Regions from separate parts of the Homo sapiens genome. Here region 2 is linked to region 1. A link is a contact called in ENCODE Hi-C data. All regions are on one chromosome and are shown on one strand. Each heading gives the region's core, a stretch centred on a gene start or an enhancer-like site at or near the end of the contact. The rest is flanking DNA. Distances are from core to core; before and after follow the strand shown.

Evidence for each region. A loop is a pair of places that touch in the nucleus more often than their neighbours do. Pooled maps may share reads with other maps.
Region 2: a map of cardiac septum shows a loop between it and region 1 (6-fold over the local background). The contact joins two enhancer-like sites. A Hi-C loop is called at or near these places in 1 of 168 maps with a recorded cell type or tissue (cardiac septum) and 6 of 50 pooled maps.

Annotation. Positions count from the first base shown.
Region 1 is chrX:68,927,654-68,931,368 of GRCh38, forward strand. No RefSeq gene overlaps it. Among named protein-coding and RNA genes, the nearest start is that of EFNB1, 100 kb to the left of the region's middle. RefSeq lists a silencer at 1,966-2,169. Within about 2 kb of position 2,023, at least 7 of the 41 ENCODE cell types and tissues checked have a DNase peak (open chromatin) inside an H3K27ac peak, as active enhancers do.
Region 2 is chrX:69,283,336-69,287,354 of GRCh38, forward strand. No RefSeq gene overlaps it. Among named protein-coding and RNA genes, the nearest start is that of LINC00269, 110 kb to the left of the region's middle. RefSeq lists an enhancer at 2,663-3,644. Within about 2 kb of position 2,701, at least 8 of the 41 ENCODE cell types and tissues checked have a DNase peak (open chromatin) inside an H3K27ac peak, as active enhancers do.

The sequences.
Region 1 (3,715 bases), core at 773-3,272:
AGCTGTTGCCAGAGGGACAGAGCAGAGGCAGAAGCGGAATGAAGCTGAGAGGCAGATTCACATGGCATAGTTATCCCTGGCAGGGTTGGGGGGTGGGCAGTACATTAAATTACAGGCAAGCTCCAGAGAGCACCTGACTTGGTGAAGGGAAAGGAAGGGGGTTGGGAAATAGCACGTGGGTAACATTAGAGTCAGACCCTGAAGCATGAGGGAGAAATCAAAGAAGAGAAAATCAGCAAGAGGATGAATGCCCAGAGCTGCATTGCATCTGGGACATGCTGCACCGGGCCTTGTGGATAGAGCACCCAGAGTGAGTAGACCAGACCTGGTGCTGAGGCCAGAGAGGGGAAGATCTGTGTGTTCACCTGGCTGAGAAATGAGACTTTATTCCAAAAGTCATGGGGGAGCTATGGCTGTACTTGAAGTGGGATAAGTGATAGGATGTGATTGGATCTGTATGTGTACATATACAACATTAGCTCCCTTCTTGATTGGAGGCTGGCTTGGGGCATGGGTGGGTCCATGACCTGAAGATGAGGGACCATCTGGAGGCTGTGCAATGGTCTGAGCCCACGAGATTGGTGAAAGAAGGCATAGTAAGTGGTGGAGAGTCACTGTGGAGCTAGACAATTTGAAAGGCAGGGTGAAGAAGACTGCAATTTGGAAACTCACGTCAGAGTTTCATTTGCTTAAAACATTCGAATGGCTCCTGACAGTCTTTGGATAAAGGTTAAACCCCTTCCAATGACCTACAAGGCCCGGGTGCTCTGGTGCCTAGGTATTTCTTCTGCCTCATCTCCAACCGGGCATGACCTCTACCTCCCAATTCTTAGCTTCAGCTCTCTCTCTTTACTGTGACTTCTTTCAGTTGCTCCACTGATCGCTGCAAGACACCTCACCCCCCACCGGCCCCTTACCTCTGGCCTTTGCATCTGCTCTTCTCTCTACCTGGGATACTCCAGCCCTCCCGCTCCCCGAACCCTGAGCCTAACTCAGTGACCCTACATGCTGGGGCTCAGTCAGCTTTCTGGGAGGTGTTCCATGATCCCCACCCCAAGCCAGAATCAGATACTTCTCTTATGGGCTCCCCCAGCCCCTTGTACTACTCTCATCTCAGCCCTTAGTAACCTGCCCAGCGATTTTCTGTTTATTCTTCTGACCAAACTGTAAGCTGAAGGAGGGCAGGGATCACAACTGACTTTCTCATTGCCAACCTCCACTTCCTCGCACAGTGCCTGGCACATGCTCAGTAAATGTGGAAGGCAGGCAGGAAGGCAGGAGGAAAGGAGGGAGGAAGGACGGAAGGGAGGGAGGGAGGAAACCAAGAATGATGCCCAGCTGAAGAATGGTGACATACCTCCTAGAGACAGAGGTTGGAATTTTTTTTCATGGGTCGTGGATGGGTGAGGGAGAGAGGAGTTTTAGTTTAGGCCCTGTTGAGCTAGAAGTATCTGAGGGTTACCCCTGTGGAGGACAGATCGAGTAGGCTGTCAACTCTGTGGGCCTGGAGCTCAGGAGAGCAGTTTAGACGGGAATGGTCTGCCGAGAGGTGAGAGCTAAAGCTGTGGGAATGAATTTGAAACTTGATGTTTTTGATTCCTAAGTAAACAGCCAGCCAAGAGCCAGTATATTTTGAAACACTGGTGGCCAAAGACGTGACAGGAAGAGGTAGAGGGAGGCGGCGGGAGGTGGCGCCCTCCCCCTGTGGGGTCGAGGGGGTTCCCTTCTCTGGAACTGTCCCAGCTGTCACACAGCTCTGCAGGGAGAGAGGGCCTTGGCTGGGACAGGAGTGGGGGCGAGGGGGTGCTGGCTTGGGAAGGAAGACTGGAGAGAATAAAGGTCCTACTGGCATCTCTGTGTTCCCCTCCCCCACCCAGGTGCCCTGAGGCTGCCTGGGTCCTTCCCCCTGCCTAGAGCCTGTGGACCCTGGTTTGCTGTTAGTTTCCCATCTCCATGGACTCAACCAACACCCCCTTCCTCACCACCTCTTCCCTGGCCTAAGGTGGCTCTGTAACTCAATGCTCCTGCTCCTTCCTTAGCTGGGCCCAGGAACCCTGCCAAACATTGTGCTTCCTGGCCTGGAGATGACTCAGGCTCCCCTCCCCAGTACCATTCCAGCCCCTAGCCTCTGAGCCATGTCATAGGCTGAGCAGGGACAGGAGCTGAGGGGCAGCTTGACTCCAGGAGCCAGGGTGCTGGGAAGCGGGCCCAGGCCCCTGCTCCTGATGCCAAGCAGGTAGCATTCCAGTAGAGAGTATAGGGAGAGACAGGGACTGTGGGTATTACAGACAAGGTGTCAGGGCTGGGGATTGCCCAGAGGTCTGACTGGCTAGTGTTCATTAGTACCCTAGGAATAAGTATGTCAATCAGTACTGATTCAGCTGCATGCTCCAGTCTTGTTTGCAGCAGGCCAGGCCTTCTCACGTCCAGTCTCAGAGTTTGTCACTGAAAACGGAGGGGCCACCCAAGGGTCCTAGGGGCTTCAGGCCCGCCATCAAATCCTGGCGTCTCCTCTTCCTTGCTGGGTGATCTGGGGCAACTAAGTCACTTTGTCTGTGCCAGCCTCAGCTTGCTCATCTGTACAATGAGGATGAGAATAATACCTTCCTCCTGGGGTTGCTGGGAGGATTAAATGAAGGAACATATGGGTAGCACTTTGTAAACAGTCAAGGGCTGTAATAGGAGGGGTGTTATATTTATCTACATGCTAGGATGGAGAAGAAGAAACAGGTGGCTCTCTGCTTCTCTGTCATCCTGGGGCACATTCCCCCATTCTTTCCAGCTGATACTATGGGATTCCTTGAGGCCTTGGCCCATGGAAGGTCAGGGCTCAGAACTTTGGTTTCATCTTTTGCTAGAGGACCTTCAGCAAGAGGCTTGCCTTTTCTGAGCCTCAGTAAGCTGTACACAGAGGGGCAAAGAAAGGGAGAATTTCTCCTCCCTCCCCTTCCCCCACAACTTCTCTCCCTCCCTGTGGCTGGTGTGGTGATCAAAGGAGAGGTTCACACAGAGGTGAGGCCCAAAGGCCCAGAGCCCTTCCCCAGATGTGGTGTGTGTGTGGTGGGGGATACAGAAGAAATGTGGACATGTGGAGGGCAGGGCCAGGGCTGGTCTGTGTGTGTGTGTGTGTGATCAAAGGAGCAGGGTGGGGTGGGGCAGGGGGTGGGGGGTGAGTTCTTTGCATTGCTGAGGGTTTAGTCCTTTCTCTTGGTTGCCTAGATGCCTTGGTATTCACCCCCTCCTCAGTGATCACCACGGGGCTGTGCCTGCAGCCCCCATTCAGGCCTAGTATGAATGAAGAGCAGGCTGGTTGGTGGCTCACCTGCCTTGCCAGCTGCCCAGGCCCCAGCCTAGCTGAGTGCCACCTTACCTTGCTGTTGCATGTGCACCCATGAGCCGCTGGCTCCCTGGACTGACTGTTGGAGGACTATACTGCCGACAGTGAGCCCATGCCCAACTATCTGAGAAGGTGTCCCACTGCCCCACTGCCTGGCTGCTGGCTTTCACTAGCCTCTTGCATGTGTGCCATTGGGAGGGTCGAGCCTCCTGGCTCAGTGTAGCAACCCCTGTGTGGCAGTGTGGGTGTGTGTAAGCCCGTGTTCTGCCCTGGGGTGGATAAGGCAGAGCTCAGCTCTGCAGCCTGGGGCCTCCTCCAAGGGAAGATGGAAGCAGAAATAGCAGCTTTGTTCTGGAGGAGAGGAAGAAAGATGCAGGC
Region 2 (4,019 bases), core at 1,451-3,950, 360 kb after region 1:
AGGGGGATAAGGAGAATGAGGATTTGGCATCATGGCTTAGCAGGTTCCTCTCTTCCCCTCCTAGACCAGGATTTGCTCGACCCACTCTAAAGAAAGGACAGCCCAAGTAGGGCCACGCGGATGGCTGCGTAGGCTGAGCCCTGCTCAAGAGTGCCGGCTGCAGGTGACCAGTGGGAGCTAAAATTCAACCCCAGCTCCTTGCACCAACCCATGTACCTTGCCCAGAGGAAAAGATGGCTTTTTCTAATTGCACAGGTTCCATGTATGTTAGGAGTGGCCTTGAGATGAAGCACACAGGAGCATGTATTGGGGATGGGGCAGGGACCAAATGCCACAGGTCATCTTTCCTGGCCAGGCCAACATCCTGGAGCCAAACAGCTGTAACCCTGAATCTGTCCCATTACTTGCTCCCTTGTGATTTGACCTTGAACCAATCACTTTACCTCTCTGAGCCTCAGTTTCCTCATCTGGAGAATGGGGCAGTGTTCGGAGAGTTAAATCAGATAGACAACGTGTTGAACAGAGTCTGGCCCAGAACAGGTGATGAAAACAAAATGAATTCCCTCCTGCATCCCCTTCCCTCTTTCTCCAGGCACTAAATATTTGTTCTATTTTTGTTTGGGGCCCAAGCCCCTCCCAGGCCCCACCCTCACCTGCCTAGGTATCAGGGATTAGAAAACAAAAATTGGCCCTAGGACCTCCAGAGATCCAGAGCACCAATGAAGGACCTCTTAGGCAGTTTCTCCTGAGCATTTGTAGCCAAGACCTAAATATCTGGGCCAGTAATGCCCTGCCTGGCTGTCTGGGAGGCTCCCTTTGGGAATTAAGGAGGCTGCAAGATCCCTGGGTCTTTCCCCTGCCCATCTGCTCCCCCTCCCCAAGGCTGCTGAGAGGCTGAGGTGATGGATGGGGCTCTGACTTCCCCTCACCACTTCTTTGATGAGAAGAAAGAAAAGTCCACCTGAGTCTCAAATCAAAAACAGGTGAATTGCCTCTAAGTCAGGCTGGGCCCTCTCTGGGGTCTACAGGAAGGTTGGGGGCTGAGGGGAGAAAGGGAGAATGTGATAAATCACACTGTCAGGTGGGGGTGCTACCCTCCAGCTGCAACAAGGACCACTGGCAGCTCCAGAGCTGCCTCCTCCGAGGATGGGTGTGTGCCCAGAACAAGAGCTGGGGAACAGGCAATCATCCCTAACGACTCCCACCTCCCATCCTGCCCCCAGTTCTGTCATGCACACATACAACTTCCTTCACATCACCAATCCCCCAAAGCACGTGCCAGGTGGCAACACCACCTCACCTGCGTTCTTATATCCCCAGCATGCTCACAGCTGGGAGGCGCGAGCCTCGGGGCCTGGTCTCAGCTCGCCACCACCTTGCTGCATGTACCTGGGCAAGTCTTTGCCCCTCTCTGGACCGCAGTTTCCTGATTCATCCCACAAGGGGCTAAGTTCTTTTGGAAGCTAAGAGGTGAAAGGCAGGCAATGGCCCTTGGGTGTGTACCCTGGGGTAGAGCTGGAGGGTGGAGTGAGGACCACAGTGGTCCCATATATTGGTGTTTGACTTATCTCTGCCCCAGACCTCTTCCAGCACTGACATTCTACAATTCCAGGCACCAAGAGCTGCCCAGATCCTCAGAGTCAGGGAGCAACTATGCCAGACAGATTCCCCAACATGCTGACATCAGGGCCCACACCCAACCCCAGTCCCTCTTCCAGTGCAACTCACAGACACAGACAGACTCCTCTCTGTCACACCAGTGGCCCCTAGCATTTTAAAGGGGGCCATGGGGACAGAGGGTGAATCTGGGAGAAGCCATGCTCAGGCCTCCTGGGATTGACAGTCACCACTGAAAAATGAAAAAAATAGAGGACGGACTGGGAGAGTCCTCAGATATCTACCTCTCCATTGTCTTCAGGGGCAAACTGAAGCCCAGGGAGAGGATGGGAAAGGTCACACGGCCAGGGCCAGAGGTCAGAGCCGGAGCTGGGATCAGGCCCCAGGTCTCTGGATTCTCAATCTCCCTCCCCTCCAGAAAAGGCTGCACTTGCTAAGAGGACTGGAGGGTTTCTGACCCACAGCTGCCTCCACTCCCAGATTCCAGCAGCGCTGGATGTTCCCTCCCTCACTCCCTGTCTCAACCCGCAAAACCTGGGAGCGAGCCCACAGCCCTGGGAAGAGGCAGGGCCAAGGCCCACTCCACCCTAACATCCCGACTCCTCCAGGGAGAGGCCGCCCGAGCCAGGGCAGAGGGAAAGGAGAGGGAAAGCAGAAGAGAATGGAGAAGGGGGAAGGAGGAGGGGAGAGAAGAGAAGGGAGAAGAGAGGAGGACAAGGGGAGAGGAGCAGGAGGGGGGAGAGAGAAGCGGGGAGTGAAAGCTGAAAGCTGATAAGGAAGAAAGGAGGGGAAAGGTCCGAGGAGAGGAGATGGAACGTGGGCTCTGAGAAGGGAGAAGGCTGACCAGGCGGGGAGTGGAGGGAGGGCAGGTAGGAGAGATACACCCAAAAAAGGGACAAGCTGAAGACAAGAGCAAGGGAAAGGGGTGGGCAGAGGGGCAGGGAAGAGGGCTTCAGCCCAGGGGACTCCCCTCCCCACGTTTCACGGACCTCCCCCAGGGGCAGTGGGGGCGAATTGAAAATGAAACACCTCGTCCCCGGGCCCAGGGATGTGACCCTCGGCATAAGAGGATTAGGGAGGCTTCCAAGAGGAAATGGGGAGGGTGCCAGGAGTGGGGGAGCCGAATGCAAACTCCTGCTGCCCCCGCACCCCCCCCGCCAACGCCGGCAGAAAGTGCGCGCCTCCACGCCCATTGGAGCCATGGAGCGCCAGTGCCCCCTTGTGGCCATGGCCCTTGGCTCACCCGGCCGCAGCGGCGGTCTAGAAAACTGGGGGAAAGGGTGCACGGGGTGGACCTTTGGACACCTGAAGGGTACGAGTGCGACGAAAATCCAGGGGGTGGGTCAGTGACTTTGCTGGAGGCCTCCAAACCCTTCAAGCATCAGTAAAGACCTCAATAGTGAGCCTGGGCGTTTCTCGTTGGCCTCTCCCACCCTTGCAAGGGTGGCTCACAAGGCATGGGCTGGAGGCTCTAAGGCACAAAAAAACCAGCGCACATCCACGCCTCCGAATGCCACGCTCACCCCAGCGGCACAGTTTCCGTCCTTATCCTGGCCTCTGCCTCTCATCAGCCTCTGGGTGCCTCCCACTTCACTCCCAAGGGCCTGCTTCCCTAGGCCATAGCGCACAGCCTGTGTTTGTGTGTGCGTGTGTGTGTGCGGCGGAGTGTAGAGGTTCTTGTCCACAGTGAGGGGTGGAACTGAGCTGGATAAGACACTTACCGGGAAGAGTCAAGAACCCTGGGTTCCAACTTGCTTCCATGGCTGTCTTGCTGTGCAACTTTGAGCATGTCTTTGCCCTCTCTGGGCCTCAGGCTCCCCATCTGGAAGCAAAAGACTTGGCCTCAATGATTTCTAAGGGTCTATCCAGCCCTCTACACTCTATCTCTATCTCTAACACTCTAACTCTATCATTCCAAAAGAGAGAGCTTGAGGAAGAAACTAGTCCAACGCAAGGGAGAATTAGTAAGTACTCCATTGTCGTGTGGAGAAGGGGTTTGCAACTATAATCAGGTGGACATCCCACCCAGCCCTTGGCCCCAACTCCTCCTCCAGTGCCCTCAGCAATACTTCTGCCCCAGATCTGCACAGAGACGCCTGTGGGTTTCAAACTCAGGCCCGCTCAGTGGGACTGGGGTAACTTCTTCCACGCCAGAGGTCCAGGGCAAGAGGCCAGCCGCCCTCCTCAGTCCCTCACCATGACAGGGGGTGCAGAACTCCTTATGTGTCCATTCAAAGCCCAGAGCCCCAGAGTGGATGGAAAGTGCAAGGTCAGCAAGATCTCTTCTCTTCAGTGAGCCCAGCTCAAGGCAGGAGACTCAGCCTGGAAATGGAGAAACCTGAGCCTGGCTCAGCTCCCCCAGAGAGGAGGGGAGGGAGGGGAGGAAGCACAGGGAGGTGAAG